2 separate regions of the Homo sapiens genome follow, and region 1 is linked to region 2. A link is a loop called in an ENCODE intact Hi-C map of the cell type or tissue named here. Cell type or tissue: endothelial cell of umbilical vein. All regions are shown on one strand. Each heading gives the region's core, and the rest is flanking DNA. Links, peaks and the distances in the headings are about the cores only.

Region 1 (8,338 bases), core at 272-8,271, 100 kb before region 2:
TTCAGCTCAAATGCCACCTCCCCAGTGAATCTCTCCTGATCCACCCCAGTGGAAATGTTCTCTCCCTCCTCTAACTTTCCATAGCCTTTTAACCAGATCTCTCCTGGGGAGCTACATGCCTGGTATCATAACAATGTATGCACATGTATCTGCTACCCGAGGGTTGGGACTCTTCCATAACTTCCAAAGGGCCTTACACCCAGTAGTTGCTCAACAGATCCTGGGAGAAGGATTGAATGGAGTTGAAAGGGTGATAACACGACCCAGGAGGAGAGCACAGCTGCTTGTTAAGCCTGGCTGGCCTCCCCACCAGAAAGTGAGGGACTTGACTCTTCGCCAGCGAGTTATGTGTGTCACAGTTGGTACTGGCTCATATAGATCTGTCACTCCTCCCTTATCAGGCCTTCCTGGTGAGCACTGGCAAGGCTTGGGGCAAAGTCAACAGGGAACACAGTGAAGGGATATGCCAAGCAGCAATGTTGTCCCCTGATGGTAACCATGAGGCATCCTGGACCAGATCTGGGCTGCTTTATGCCCACCTGAATCCCAGGATTCTGGCTCTACAGTAGAGCCAGATCAATCTTGAACTAAGAGCCAAAGCCTACACATTCCCTTCCCTCAAAATGCAACCCGCTGGTCCCCTTCTCATATGACTTACCCAGTTGCTGCTGAACTTGGGCCTCCAGATGCTGCCCGCTTGCTTTCCCTTCTTTCCTTCCTGGCCAAAGATTCTAGACATAGCCAGCACTGCCTTGAGTCAGATCCATCATCCATTGAGGCAGGACTCAGCACCCCCACATACCTTTAACTACTCTATTATCTGATTTCTGTTCTTTGCTGGTGCTACTTCTTGCTGAAATGACTTCTCTGTGTGCTGCAAGTGACCATGACTTTTTTGTATACATCATAGCACATAGCATGGAGGTAGATGTTGGCTTTGCCTGTAGTAGAAGCTTCCTTAATTCTTTTTGGTTGAATCAAGGGTTGGGAGATGGGAAATAAAGCTATAGTCATTCTGGTTATATTTTTCTTAACTTTTACGATTTTGATCATGCGAGTGGATCTCTGAGTCATCAGGGCCCTCTATGCCCCTTGAGATCTAAATGACATTGCTTTGAGCCCCCTTCTACCCCTGTGCCATGAACAGTGCAAGTCAAGACCCCAGCCCAAGATATTTTTGAATTTCTAAGTGAGTTACTATTTGCAAGGCACTTAGAAGAGTATCTGGTACATAGTAAGCACTCTGCCAAGCATTAGGAATTAATATTGAAATCCTTGAATGAACAGTTGCCTTAGAGCTTAGTGTTTGGCCAGTGAAGCTCAGCAAGGCCCTCTGGGAAATGGGCAGCATTGTCTGGGCTGGGTCTGGTCAGAGGGGCATGGCTACTTTTTCTTGATCCAGGCCTGGGGTGAGTGTTGCTACTGCACCCCTTAAAGTGCTGTGAGACCCATTGTCCTCCAGTGCTTAAAGACTGAGCTTGAAGTCACCTTCCTTTTCCCACTCTAAGCCACCTTCCCTTAGAGTGGAAGAAGAGGGAAGAGTTATATCCTCATGGCCTTCTTACCACCCACGTTCTGCAGCTCTGAGCTTGGTCTCTGCTTTCACACTGTTGACCAAAGCACCAGACCTAGACCCTTTCTCAGTTCCCACCAAGAAAATGTGAGTAGTGGAATCTACTAAAGATCTTTGGTGGGATGAAATCCTGGGAGGTGGATGTGGTCACCTCACACAGTGGACAGCCTTCCCACACCTCTCTGGCTCCTCTGTCCCCTTTTCTCCCTGCTCCTCTCTTTCCCTCCAGGGTTTCCGAAGTTGCTCCAAATTCTTCCCCTGCCCCCTGAGGCCTTGGCACCTATAAAGGGTATTAAATCAGGGATGGGTATCACTTTCTACTCTTCAGAGCTTATCTAAGTATTTTTTACCAACATAGGTAGTCTTGCCCTGTGCATTCTGGTGCCAGCCCTTAAGCAATATATGAGCAAGGCCCTTCCTGTCTCTGGACCTTAGTTTCATGATCTGTAAAATGGACTGGAATCACTAGACCAGCCCTGTCCAATAGATAATAATGCAATATGTAATTTTAAATTTTCTAGTAGCCACATTGAAAAAAATAAACTGAAGAACTTAGTTATTTTTATCCTTTAGAGTAGCCACGGGGAAGCCACTGAGGAATTTTTAAACAGTGTTATTGAGATACAATTTACATATAATAAGGTGTTCATATCTAAAGTGTACAATTTGACACGTTTCGATATATGTAGACCTCCCTGAAACCATCACCACAATCAAGAGGGTGAACCACATGCAACATTCCCGGAAGATTCCTCGTGTCCCTTTGTAATTATGTATATTTAATAGTATATTTTTAATTTAATTTGGTATATCCAAAATATTATCATTTTAACATGTAATCAATATAAAATATTAGTGAGATCTTTTACATTCTTTTTTTTTTTTCATAGAAAGTCTTCAGATTCCATTGTGTGTTTTACCCTTGGAGAACATTCTGTTTTGTGGTAGCCACGTTTCAAGTGCTCCATAGCCACATGTGGCTCATGGTGACGGTTCTGGACAGCAAGGTCCATGTGATCTGTAAGCACCTTTCCCTCTCTCATGTTGAAGGCCTCCATGTGTCTATATTTCCTGACGTGTGTTCTTATCATTGATTACTACTGCTGTTGCTGCTGTGTGCACAGCCCAGGAGGTGGCCTTGCTGCCTGCCATCTGGTGGGGACCCATAGTCCCCACCACCCCACCTCGGCTGGGGCAATTGCAGGAAAACCACTTGTTGGAAACCCTCTTATACCATCGAATTCCAGAGTAGGCTCTGGATGGGGCCATCTCTGTTAACAACAGAGTTGAGGTAGATCAATTGTAAGGTGTGTTACTAATAAAAAGTATCAAAGTTTGCAAAGAAGTGACTTTGCATCATAAAAGAGGTTAGATTCAAGATTATTCTTATTACAAATAAGGGAGGCGTTATCCCTAGAATAAAGTCACTTTCCCTCTGACCCATATTCTTAAATGGGAGAACAAAGGGGGCAGAGGATGCTATTGCTTCTATGCTGGGAACCTTAGCCTGTCTTCCCTGTGCTAAAATCTTGAGCGACGTGAAGGTTCACTAAGGGAGTGGCCATGATTACTACAAATTTGGAGGACAGGTTATTATCACAACCTATGTCAATGGGAGCATGCTTAGAGGGCGCTGCACTGCAAAAAATATGGAGGAAACATGTAACAGGGGACTAAGGTGAGACAGATTCTCCAGACAGAGAGGCCTCAATTTGCCTGGGGCCTGGTGCTATTCGCTGAAGCACCTATAGAAGACTTGGAGGCTAAGCAATGCCCAGTTAGCCCGCCCTGGTGTGGGCCCAGTGAAACAGCAAGAGGGTAAGTACACCTTCCAGGCCCAGATGCCCTCAGGACCAGCCCTACTTTTGGCAAAGGAAGCATAAGCCTGGGTTCAGGCAGGGAAAGAGCTACAGACAGTTGTCTTTGGCTGGCACAGTAGTTCACATCTATAATCTCACCAATTTGGAAGGTTGAGTCAGGAAGATTACTTGAGACCAGGAGTTCAAGACCAGCCTGGGCAACATAGAAAGACCCCCATCTCTACAAAAAATAAATCAGCCGGGTGTGGTGACACCGGCCTGTAGTCCCAGCTACTCAGGAGGCTGAGGCAGGAGGATTGCTTGAACCAGGAGGTCGAGGCTGCAGTGAGCCATGATCGCACTACTGCATTCCATTCTGGGTGACAGAGAGAGACCCTGTCTGTAAAAACAAAAACAGAAAAAAAGACAATGGCCTTAATCTCCCCCTGCTTTCCCTAGGCCTAAAAGGTACCCTGCCTTTTAGGCAGGGTGAATCGGGTGGGGGCTGCCTGCCTTCCTCAGAGAGAGGGAAGGAAGCAAGGAGTAGGGGGTCTGACTGGGGCCCTACAGCTCCCAACCTCAAGACCTGCCTTTTGAGGCCATAGAGAAGCTGCAGCTTTGCTTTTGCAGCTGCAGCGGCAGTGAAGAAAGCAGGAGGGCATCCTGAGGCGGGAAATGCCTGTCAGTGTCATCCCCAGCTGCTTCCGGCTTCCTCCTTCAAGGATTCCAGGGGCTCCTCTGTAACCTTGCCAACCCCTCTCCCCTGCCCCAGGTTCTGGCAGGCAGCTGTGCGCCCCCCCTCAGGGCCCACGTCACAAGTCCTCAGAGGGGCTGTCAACTCCCCATTGTTCTCGGGGCTTCTGGGGCTTCTCCGGCATTCCTTTGGCTCATGAGGGGAAATGCCTGAAGCTTCGTCTTCACCTCTTCAGATGCTTGACCTAATAGTCACCCGGCCCTCCTGGCCCCTCAAGGGATGCTGTGGTGCGTGGGAGAATCTGGCTAGGCTAGCACTACAAGTACACTTACCTCAGGTCAAAGATGAAATCTGAGGGGGTACCTAGGCCTCTGTGTCTTGAACTCACCTTGAAGGCCCCAGCCAAGTATTTCCCCCTCTCCCTCCTGAGTATTGCACACAGCTACCCGCAGAGTTACATAAACACAGCCATACTCCTCCATTCCAAATTCTACCCATTCCACACAGTTCTGTACATGCTCTCACATGCACACTCCCACCCAACCCATCTTTCCAGGGGAGCCATCAGGTGTGTCAGGGCCAGAAGCTACTTTTGCTGTGGGTACAGGACTGACATTCTTCCAGGAAGCCTCCCCTGACTGACAGGCAAAACTTCCTGGGTAGAAGCTGACCCCAGTCCCCATCTACTATTTAAAATATGGTGGGTAGGGAAGGTTTTACTGGAGAAGGTGATGTTTAAAGCAAATACTAAAGGATGTGAAGGAGTAAACAATGCTGATATTCAAAAGAAGGACATTCAGGGCCAAGGGAGAAACAAATGCAAAGGCCCTGAGGTAGGAATGTGCCTAGTGTGAATAAAGAATAACAAGGAGGCCAGTGTGGGGTGGAGGGCTCGAAGGAGGAGGAGTAGGAGGTGAGGCTGGGGAAGTGATGGAGACCAGATCCTGTGGGGCCTCATTTGCCTTTGTAATAAGAGAGATGGGAGGGAGTTACCAGAGGGTTCTGAGCACAGGTCTGATATGATCTGACTTAGATTGTAAGTGATTATTCCAGATGTTGTGTTGAGAATAGACTGTAGGGGGACAAGGGTGGAAACAGGGAGATTGGTTGCAATAATTTCTTGATCTCTGGCAATAATCCATGTGAAAGGTGATGGTGTCTTAGGCCGTGGTGGTAATGGTGGATGTGGTGATACGTGAGCAGAATATAGATATATTCTGAAGGTAGATGGATTTGTCAATGGATTAGATGGAGGCGGGATGTAAAGAGAACAATCAAAGATGACTCAAAATGTTTCTGCCTGACAAGAGAAAGGCATAAAAGTCATCCAAATAAAAAAGAGGACATCGGGCCAGGCGCAATGGCTCACGCTTGTAATCCCAGCACTTTGGGAGGCCAAGGTGGGTGGATCACGAGGTCAGGAGATAGAGACCATCCTGGCTAACACGATGAAACCCCGTCTCCACTAAAAAATACAAAAAAATTAGCCAGTCGTGGTGGTGGGCACCTGTAGTCCCAGCTACTCTGGAGGCTGAGGCAGGAGAATGGCGGGAACCCAGGAGGCGGAGCTTGCAGTGAGCTGAGATCACGCCACTGCACTCCAGCCTGGCTGACAGAGTGAGACTCTGTCTCAAAACAAAAAAAGAACATCGAATTATCTCTATTCATTGACAATATGACTCTACACCTAGAAAATTCTAAAGATTTCACCTAAAGACTGCTAGATCTGATAAACAACCTCAGTAAAGTTTTAGGATACAAACCAATGTACAAAAATCAGTAACATTTCTATATGTCAATAACATTCAAGCTGAGAACCAAATGGAGAACACAACCCCATTTATAATAGCCAAAAAAAGAATAAAATACCTAGGAACACAGCTAACCAAAGAGGTGAAAGGTGTCTACAAGGAGAACTACAAAACACTGCTCAATGAAATCAGAGAAGACACAAACAAATGAAAAAAACATTCCATGCTGATGGATTGAAAGAACCAATATTGTGAAAACGACCATACTGCCCAAAGCAATCTACAAATTCAATGCAATTCCTATCAAAATGCCAACATCATTTTTCAAATAATTAGAAAAAATAATCTTAAAATTCATATGTGTATTAGCCTGTTCTCACTCTGCTAATGAAGACATACCCAAAACTGGGTAATTTATAAAGAAAAAGAGGTTTAATGGACTTACAGTTCCACATGACTGGGGAGGCCTCACAGTCATGGTCGAAGGTGAAGGAGGAGCAAAGGAATGTTTCACATGGTGGCAGGCAAGAGAGAGCGTGTGTAGGGAAACTCACCGTTATAAAACCATCAGATATTATAAAACTTACTATCATGAGAACAGCATGGGAAAAACCCGCCCCCATGATTAAATTACCTCCCACCAGGTCCCTCCCATGACATGTGGGGATTATGGGAACTAAAATTGAAGATGAGATTTGGGTGGGAACACAGCCAAACCGTATCAATATGGAATCAAAAAACGGCCAGAATAACCAAAGCAATCCTGGGCAAAAAGAACAAAGCCAGAGGCGTCACATTACCTGACATCAAATTATACTACAAGGGCACAGTAACCAAAAGAGCATGGTGCTGGTACAAAAATAAATACAGACACATAGACCAATGGAACAGAATAGAGACCCCTGAAATAAAACTGTACACCTACAACCAACTGATCTTCAGCAAAGTGGACAAAAATAAACAATGGGGAATACCCAATAGGACACCCTACTCAATAAATGCTGCTGGGAAAACTGGCTAACCATATGCAGAAGAATGAAATTCAACCTCTACCTGTTACCGCATACAAAAATTAACACAAGGTGGAATAAAGACTTAAATGTAAGACCATAAACTATAAAAATCCTAGAATCAAACTTAAGAAATACTCTTCTGGCCATTGGCCAAGGTAAATAATTTATAACTAAGTCCTCAAAAGCAAATGCAACAAAACCAAAAATTGACAAGTAGGACCTGATTAAACTAAACAGCTTCTACACATCAAAAGAAGCCATCAACAGAGTAAACAGACAACCCACAGAATGGGAGAAAATAGAGGCAAACTATGCAAACAACAAAGGACTAATTAATATCTGGAATCTATTAGGAACTTAAACTCATCAACAAGGAAAAAAACAAACAACCCCATTAAAAACTAGACAAAGGACATAAACAGACACTTCTCAAAAGAAGACATATGAGTGGCCAACAAACATATGAAAAAATGCTCAACATCGCTAATCAGAGAAATGCAAATCAAAACCACAATGAGATACCATCTCACACCAGTCAGACTGGTTCCTATTAAAAAGTCAAAAATAACAGATGTTGGCGAGGTTGCAGAGAGAAAAAAAACACTCATACACTGTTGGTGGGATTGTAAATTAGCTCAGCTCCTGTAGAAAGAAGTTTGGAGATTTCTCAAATAACTGAAAATAGAATTACAACTTGACCCAGCAATCCCATTACTGGGTATGTATCCAAAAGAAAATAAATCGTTCTACCAAAAAGACACATGCACTCGCATGTTCATCGCAGCACTGTTCACAACAGCAAAGACATGGAATCACATCAGCCTTGGTGCCCATCAGTGTGACTGGACAAAGAAAATGTGGTATATGTACACCATAGAGTACTATGTAGCCATAAAATAAATGAAATTGTGTCCTTTGCAGCAACATGGATGCAGCTAGAGGCCATTATCCTGAGTGAATTAACACAAACAGAAAACCGAATACCACATGTTCTCACTTATAAACAGCAGCTAAATATTGGGTAAACACAGATATAAGGATGGGAGCAATAGACACTGGGGACTCCAAAAGGTGGGAGGGAAGGAGGAGGGCAAGGGTTGAAAAACTACCTACCAGGTGCTATGTTCACCGTTTGGGTGATGGAATCAATAGAAGCCCAAACTTCAGCATCACACAATATATCCATGTAACAAATCTGCACATATATCCCCTGAATCTAATGTTTTCTAAAAAAAGGTTTCTGCCTCAGCCACATGGGAATTGTCATGTACTGCCATTTACTTCAAAGGGACCAGGTATGCAGGAGGAGAGGATCAGGCAATCAGTGCTGGTCACATTATGTTTGAGAAGCCTATTGGACATCCAAAGGGAGATGATGGATAGGCAGTTTAGTACATGAGTCTGGAGCTCAAGGGAGATGCCTATAACTTTCCTATTTTGTTGTTGTTATTGTTTGTTTGTTTGTTTTGTTTTGAGACAGAGTCTCGCTCTGTTGCCAGACTGGAGTG
Region 2 (8,338 bases), core at 214-8,213:
AGATGCCACGAAGAGCCCTGGGCTGGAAGTTAGGAGGCCGGAGTGCTAGTCCCATTCCCGCCTGCCAGAGCCATCCTCTCCCTGGGCTACAGTGTTCTCCATCTGCAGAAATGATGAGGCAGGATGCGTCAAGTGGGGAAGGCAGTTGGTTCTACCAGAATCATGGTTTTCAAACTTTTGCAGTTTGGAACACTTTCTTTAAACAAAATCTAACAGGGCAACTCAACGTGTAAGGTGGCAGATGAAAATAGAGCTGCTCTCAACCCATTCCCCTCCCCAGAGGTTCCCCTAGAACCTCCATGGTAGCCCAGAGCCCCTTTTAAAGACCACTGGGTTAGAGCTGTGGGCTTCCAACTTGAGTGTGCACCAGCATCACCTGGAGGGTTTGTAAGAATAGATTGCTGGGCCCACCCCTAAAGTTTCTGACTGTGTATATGGGATGGAACTGAGAATTTGCATTTCTAACAAGCACCCAGGTGATGCTGATGTTGCTGGTCCAGGGACCACAATTTGAGAACTACTAGGTTACATTCTACCCAAGGGCCTTCCTGTGATTCATGTCCAGTCATTCAATATTTACATTAATCCACTTCAGATAGATTTTCTGTGATATTAAAGCATAGGAGAACACCTGGTATTGTCCCTGGCACATAGCAGGCACTCGGTCAAAGCTGGTAGGGTCCGTTCTAAATGCTCTGCCTAGAAGTCTGTTTAGGTGTACAATCATGTTAGCCACTGGTCAAGGGATTCACAGAAGCAGAAGCTTTACTTTTAATAAGTTTACAGTCTGCCATGGCCCCTCCACCCACCAGGAAATAACACCCCCACTAATTCCATCATTAGAAGTTACTCCATGTTAAACATTATCCTTTCCAGATATTCTCTTTTTTTCCAGGTAAACCCCCTGGGAAGGGGTAGTTGTTCAGTCCCTGACCCCTCAGCATTTCTTAGATGTTTTCCCCATGTGAAGGGGACATAGCTTCGATCCTCTAGGAGTTCTTCCAGGGCAAGGACCTTACCTGTATCATTCTCCCCCACATACCCCACGGCTCCTAGCCCAGTGTCTGGTACAGAGTGGACACTCAGTACAAGTTTGCAGAATAGAATAAAGGAAGCATGGGACCCCCAACTTGACCCAGCCCACGTGAGCCACCAGCACCCCCATCATGGCCAAGGCTGCTAACTGGGGAACTTTGGAGGGTACATGGGGAGGGCAGGTCTCCAGCCACACGCACCTGGGATTGCTGCCCGGGAGGTTTTGCAAACTGGCTCCAGGAATGTTCGGGGCCTCCCATTCCCCACATCCTCCTTTTCAGCCTCACCACGTTCTTAAACAAATTGGCACTGACCCTGGTGACAGACTTGATCATTTCCCTTTGCTTCGTGATTGTGTTAAGTGACTGCCAAAGGCCTGTTCCTGAATAGTCAGCACATTCCTCAGGACGGTGAGTGGGAGCCCATCTGCTCCTGGAGCGCTTCCTTTCCTTTATTGTGCTATTTTGGCCTCAATTTCCCATTTGGACAGGAGCATCTTCCAGCCGGTGGGGAAAGGGAGAGGGTGGAGAGGGGCGCCACAGCCTTCCTTCATTTCTCACTCATATCCCTGGTTTCTCTGGAAATAAATCAACAAATATTATACTACGTGCCTGGCGCTGCTCTTAGCTCTCCACATGTGTCCATGGAGCTAATCCTTACAACACCCACTATGAGGAAGGCACAAATATTACCCCCATTTTCCAGATGAGGGAACAGAGACTGAGAGAGGCCAAGTGACTTGCCCAAGGTCGCACAATATGTGATAGAGCTGGGATTTGAACCTAGACAGGTCTGGCTCTGGAGACTGAGTTCTCACCCATTGGCTCTACCAAGGGTGTGGATTCTTGAGGCTGTGGATCTGGGCCCAATGGTATCTGAGGCCATGGCCCTTTCCCTCTTCACTGTGTGTCAGCAGGTTCTAAAGTCACTTAGATTGAACACAGAATTCCAGCCCGGCGCGGTGGCTCACATCTATAATCCCAGCACTTTGGGAAGTTGAAGTGGGAGGATCACTTGAGACCAGGAGTTCAAGACCAGCCTGAGCAACATAGCAAGACCCCATTATTACAAAAAAAATTTTAAACCGGCCAGGTGTGGTGGCGTGTGCCTGTAGTCTCATCTACTCGGCAGGCTGAGGTGAGAGGATGGCTTGAGCCCAACACTCCAGGCTGGACAACAGAGCAAGACCCTGTCTCTTAAAAATTTTTGAAAGAAAACAGAATTCCTTGCAGATCAGAAAAGGTTATCTTCATACCTTGCCACTGACCCACTCGTTTAATGCAACATTTGAACTCACAGATGCTACACCAATGTGGACTCTACCTTTGGGTTATAAAGGGCTGATATAGTAATGCTAAACAGCTCATTGTGTGCTCTTCTCCATGTACCTTGCCTCATTTATGTCTCACATCAACTCTAAAGTAGGTTGTAGGGAGAAGCTGAGGCTCAAAGATCCCCCAGCCAACCACAGACCCAGCATGTGGGCAATTCATTACTACACTAGATGTTAAACAGCCAGGTAGCTTTTGCTAGGTGTCAGGTGTTGTCTAAACACTCTCCCTCATTGATTCATTCAAGCCTCATAACAATCCCATGAAGTAGGTACTATTATTATCCCTGTCTCTATTTCGCAGATGAGGAAGCCGAGGCACAGAGAGGTCAAGTAACTTGCCTGAGGTCACACAGCCAGAAAGTGGGAGATCTGGGATTTGAACCAAGTCTGTCAGCTTAGACTGTGGGGTTCCTAGTGTATGCTCTTAACCACTGCACTGTGCTACCTCTTGGCACTGAGGCCACCTCTGGGCACTTGAGGTACCATGATACCATAACCCCCTCCATCTCTTCTCCTTGTCTTCCTGCTATTCCAAATTGACTTGGTATTTCCAATAACCATAATTCTCAGAGGTTCTGGAGTTCAAATTACAGCACTGCACTCACTAGCAGGGTGACCTCTGTTTCTTTCTGTACCCCAGTTTCCTAATCTGTAAAGTGGGAGTAATATGGTAATGAGCCCATAGGGTGGTTGTGAGCATGTAGGTCAGGCACAGTGGATTCCGCCATCACCACCACCACCTCCGGTTGCATCTTCTCCAGCCCAGCCCCAGCATCCTGAAGGGGGAAATGGTGCTTCACGCCCTTTCACTTATCAGTCTCACCCTCCGTGTCTGTCTCTTCCTGTCTCAAATGAAAAGCAGCCTTCAGTTAAGATTCCCTAGCCTTTTGAAAACTTGGTGATTACAATTCCTCCCAGGAGGTCAAAGAAACCTATTTCCCTAGCATTCTAAGCAGGAATTCTATTGTCATTTGTTAACTCAAACATGGCCAAGGTGGCCCAGCCCATCTCCTTTCGTCCACACCCATAGGAGACATAGAGAATAGATAACTTGACTGGAACAGATCCCACCAGCACCCCATGGCCAGAGTCCCTGAGAAAGAAATTCACAGCAAGGAAATGCACCAATTGCAAATAATTATTTGGAATCTGATGATTCCTTGCAACGTCAGTGACTGCGAGTGAGCCTCTCCCTCTTGCCGTCTTTACAGAAAATGTTGAGGTACTAGACAGGGAATATAAATTTTCCAGTATCTTTCCCTATGTTCCTAAGTGTCCCTGTCCTATAATTCCAGTCTTGCCTCGTTGCTACTGGTGTCTTATGTCCTCAGCTCAGTGGGGTAGAGCATAGCGCTACCTATAAGCAGGCAGTTAGGATTAGAAAATAAAGTCCCCTTCACTTAGCTCTTCATCCACAAAGCAAGCTCTAACCCTGGCCACTGACTGAGCACTAACCCCAGCCTAGAATGTTCCCTAAACCTGTTCAGAGAATGAGCCTAAACCTTGGTAATGGGCTGCCCTTAGTCTCATTCACAGACTGAGTATATAATTGCAGAGTGAAGAAACTCCAACCTGGAGAGGTAAAGCAACTTGGCCAGCATCACACAGAACCAATTCTCTGTCCCAGCCATATATTGACCCTGAATTTTAGCCACTAAGAACAAGATTTTAAGCGTGTGGGTGTATCAGTGCAAGTGACCTCTACTAGTAAGATTCCAACTCAGACAGGTGAGTGGGCACCACATCTTTGTCTCTGAGGGAGATGCCACTGTTCCAGTCTTCACGGAGTACTGGGGTTATTAAAAAGAATTCTTGCCTAGGGAGAGTGATTTGTATGATGAAAGAAATCAATAAATTGCTGTTGAATGCAGTCCAACCTCACTTATTCAAACTAATTGGAGGTAGCCTTTCAAATTAGTGAACCATCTGTATTGTAGGTTACTTGTAAAGTAATGAAGCTTTATTGTTTTGAATAATTCACAGTAGCTCCAAGTAAGCTAACAAGTTGTAGCCTAATCGAGGTCTTAGGAGACTTGCCTTAATGAAATGAAAAGAATCCTCAGCATCAATCATTTGTATGCAAATGGTCCTACCAAGGAAATGATAAAGTTTGCTGCCTTGAAGTATAGAAACTCAGTGCACAGAGTCCATTTATTCAATTCATTTATGACTTTGTTGAGAGTGGACAAAGTCAAGACAGACAGGGCCCAAGCTATCCCCATTTGGTACTCATGGAGTGTCTTCTAATGAGGTTTTACTGTAAAAGGAAACAATTGGAGAGCAGCAGGTGCAATCCATCCACTGATAAAATAAAAGATGGTTTTGGAATACTGTCACTTCCTTTCATTTTTTTTTCCTAAGAAGACATTAGAAAAAAAAGTTACCAATGTAAGTCAAGTACCTCGGTGCTTTGTCAAAACCCGGAACAAACATTAAGGGGAAAAAAATCTGAAGGTCGAGGAAGGGAAATAAACAAGAAGAGTAAGTAAAGCATGAATCATCCATTACCACCTGATGGCTCCTTAAAAATAAAAATAAAACTATGGAAGGAAATAGAGTCCATGCCACAGTCAGGCATGTTGATAGGGAACCTGGCATGGACTCTTATTTCGCAGAAAGAACTGACCTTTGGCTTCTAATTTGGATTGCCTTTTCCTCAAGGCCTTGCAGAGCACAAGGTTAGACGATGCTCGCCTAGCACCGGTTCCCAATTCTTTCTTGGGCACTATAAGTGGAGCCAAGGAAACAATTTTATTTTCATGCATTTAATTTAATTACCCCACCTTGTTTCCCAAAGACTTTGAGGTGGTTAATGACAATGAAAAAATAATGACAAAATAAAAGCAGAGAATTAGGACCAGGGAAAATATTAATAGAAAGTTTTAAATCAAGAGTTAAAGACCTGAAAGGTCATATAAAGTTGCACTACAGGTTTCTAAAAAGAGGCACAGTTGGGATTCAAACCAGCTCAGTCCAATGGACCACCTTCGGAAGGAGCACAGGATCCCCAGATGGACCTATCTATAAGTGTGATCTTGGGCTAGATACACAACTTCCCTGAGCCAATTTCCTCATCTGAATGATGGACCTAATCAATATTGTCTATTTCACAAGCTGTTATGAGGACTCAACGAAATGGTTTCTTTAAGCCATTGAGCTCCACTGGCTAGCAGAGAACATGTGCTTAATAAATGGTAGCTATGAGAATGGATATGAAGTCTCCCATGATGCAATACAAAGAATTTGCCCATAATGGCATGTCATTTAATCTTCGCACCAGCTCAGGCCTTGGGCCCAGGATCACAGAGAAGGGAGAGCAGAGGAAGGAGGGAGTCCTTGGGGAGGCTTCCTACAGAAGGTGGTACCCCAGTCAGAGCTTCTGTAGGATAGGTAGGATATGAGGAGATGGAACTAAAGGTGAAGAATGAGCTGGAAGTGTATGAGGACAGTAAGAAAACCTACTAAAGCAGATGGCCAGGTAGGAAATGAGGTTATAGAGAAGAGGATAGGGCAGGATGGGCTCATGAACTTGCTTGAATCGGGCCAGATGGTGAAGGAATGTGGATGTCATTTGACAGGAAATGGGGAGTCATTGAAGGATTTTGAGCAGGTTGAGCAGGGGAAGGATGTGACATGTTTGAAGGGATGTTTTCAAAGGTGGAGTCTGTCTGCTGCTCTCTGCTGTGTGCAGGCTGTGGTGGGGGTTGGGAGAAACAGGGACTGGCAGACCAGCTGCAGTGATCCAAGGAAGGGACATGATAAGAGCTCAAGCTAAGGCAACGGTGACGGAGAAGATGGGCGGTTCCCAATTTCAGTTAGAGGCACCTGAGAGGGATGATTTGACTTTCTTTCTAGACTCAAAATTCCATGAGGACAGGGACCATGCTCTCCTGGTTCATCACTGTACCCCTAGGACCTAGCAAAGTGCTTGGCACATAGCAGGCGCCCAGCAAGTGTTTTATGAATGAATGAATAAATGAATGAATGCCTCTATGCAGACAGACACTGAATAAGAATGGTTGCTTGCTCAATAACAAGCAATAGTACAAGGAAAACAAAATAGAGAATTTTTTTAAAGAAAACATTACTTTAACTGACTTTCTTTCACCATCCCTGGACTACAGTAACAATGTGGTATAGGAATGCAACTCAGGAGAAATCTAGAGCTGACTGGGAAAGAAGCCCTTTAAAGCAGAACCTGTATCAGCAGTGACGCTCTATAGGAAGCATGCCAACCATATGTCCCCTGGACAGTTCGCACAGTGTAGAAACATCACAATGCAGGTAAATTATAGATAGGAGAAGAAAAATGGCAGTATTTACCTCACAAAAGGATTAACTGAGCTTCCATTTAAAGTAGCAAACTGCCTTTCTAGTGTACTTAATTTGAGACCAGGACTTGACGTACTGAAACTGGGTTCCATCCAAGACAATATAGAGTAATTGTCTATACTGGTAAGAGCCTTGATTTGGGAGTACAGAAACCTAACCTTTGACCTAGGCAAGTAGCAGAATGTGGTGGTTACATTCACAGGCCGTGGAATTGTGCTGCCTGGATTTGCATCCTGGTGCAACACTGACTGGCTGTTTGGCCTTGGGCAAGTGGCTTAGCCTTTCTGTGCTTCAGTTTCTTCTTCTGTAAAATGTGATGATACAACACCTGATCCTGGTTCATGAGGTTATTGTGAGGATTAAGTGAGGTAATGCATGGAATGTGTTCAGCAATACCTAGAACGTTTCAGTAAATATTGGCTTTCACTCTTAATCCTAACTATATGACCTTAGGCAAGTCACTTCCCCTCTCTGGGCCTTGGTTTCCTCATGAGCCTGAAGCTTCTTTTATTCATACCTTAGGGATGTGGCCCCTACCTGTACTACAAACTCATCATCTATCACACATAAAAGCATCTCCACCCTCTGGGGTCCCCAGTTGATAACTCTGCCCATAGAAGGACCATTGGGATTCCTAGAAATGAGCAAAGGCCCAAATAGACAAGACTAGGATAGATTCACTTTTCTTAGTATACTTTGTAAAAGTTCCAACTCACTCACTCAGCTCCCACTTCTAAATCTTAGCCTCCTCTTTTCCTCCCAAGCAGCCTTACTTCCTTAATCATCTTCATCCCAGGCCCTAAGGGAAAGGATGCTCAAGAGCACTGCTATCCTCTGGACAGCTCCTCTAGCCAAACCCCCATTTGGATCCCAAGTTTTTCCTTTAGGTTTCTCCTCCCCAACCCCAACTCCAACCCAGGGAACTGCAATCGCACCAACCTCTGCTGCCCTCTGCTGTCTAGTTCCAGATGTGCTGGCTCCAGTTGGGCCAGTTATGTCAGCTTCCAAGGACCTGTCAGTTTTTCCAGGCCCTAGCTGCCACTGTGACCTCAGGAATACAACTCAGATGCCCTCTGCAATATCTGTGCTCTCCCTTAATCTGGACAAATGCACAGTCTTTCCTATTCAGACTCGACAGCCAAGCCACATCTGGTGTAGTCCATGAGTTCAGAACTGTTATTTTCAGCAAAGAAAGGAAGCTGCTAGAGCCATCCATACTCTCATCTAAGCCCCCTTCTCAAACATTCTGCAATCATTTATTACGCATTTGCTGTGTGCCAGGCACTGTGCAAAATGCTGAGGATGCATTCTTATTGAATCCTGGCATCAACCTTCCCAGTAGGTAAAATTATTATTATTACTTCCATTTTAAAGATGAAGAATCTGAGACTCAGAAAAGTGAATGTCTTACGCAAGGTCACAGAGCCAATGAATGGCAGAGATGGGGCACAAAAACAGATCTACCTAGCCCCAAAGCTGGTGTTCTTAACCACTGGCCATAGTGTGGAGGGTAGCTTGGAGGGGAAGAGAGTGAAAGCAGACTAATCATTTAGGATCTATGGCAATAGTCCAGGGCAGAAAGCAGAGGAAGTGATGATCTTTAGATACATGTAGGAGGTAGACTTGACAAGACATGGT

Evidence for each region. Peaks named below come from ENCODE experiments on the same cell type or tissue, not always from the same donor. Only the 100,000 strongest peaks of a DNase experiment are listed, where the experiment ranks them.
Region 1: it touches region 2 in a loop (7-fold over the local background); 91 of 110 quality-filtered maps call a loop at or near these places.

Annotation. Positions count from the first base shown.
Region 1 is chrX:129,618,844-129,627,181 of GRCh38, forward strand. No RefSeq gene overlaps it. Among named protein-coding and RNA genes, the nearest start is that of APLN, 32 kb to the right of the region's middle. In endothelial cell of umbilical vein, for the core only: no CTCF peak of the experiment used is centred there; a DNase peak (open chromatin) is centred at 4,178; H3K27ac peaks cover 2,302 bases.
Region 2 is chrX:129,718,908-129,727,245 of GRCh38, forward strand. All of the region lies in intron 1 of LOC124905214 (a long non-coding RNA gene), which reads left to right. Among named protein-coding and RNA genes, the nearest start is that of XPNPEP2, 16 kb to the right of the region's middle. In endothelial cell of umbilical vein, for the core only: a CTCF peak has its summit at 7,659 (motif pointing left); DNase peaks (open chromatin) are centred at 1,474 and 7,644; H3K27ac peaks cover 4,366 bases.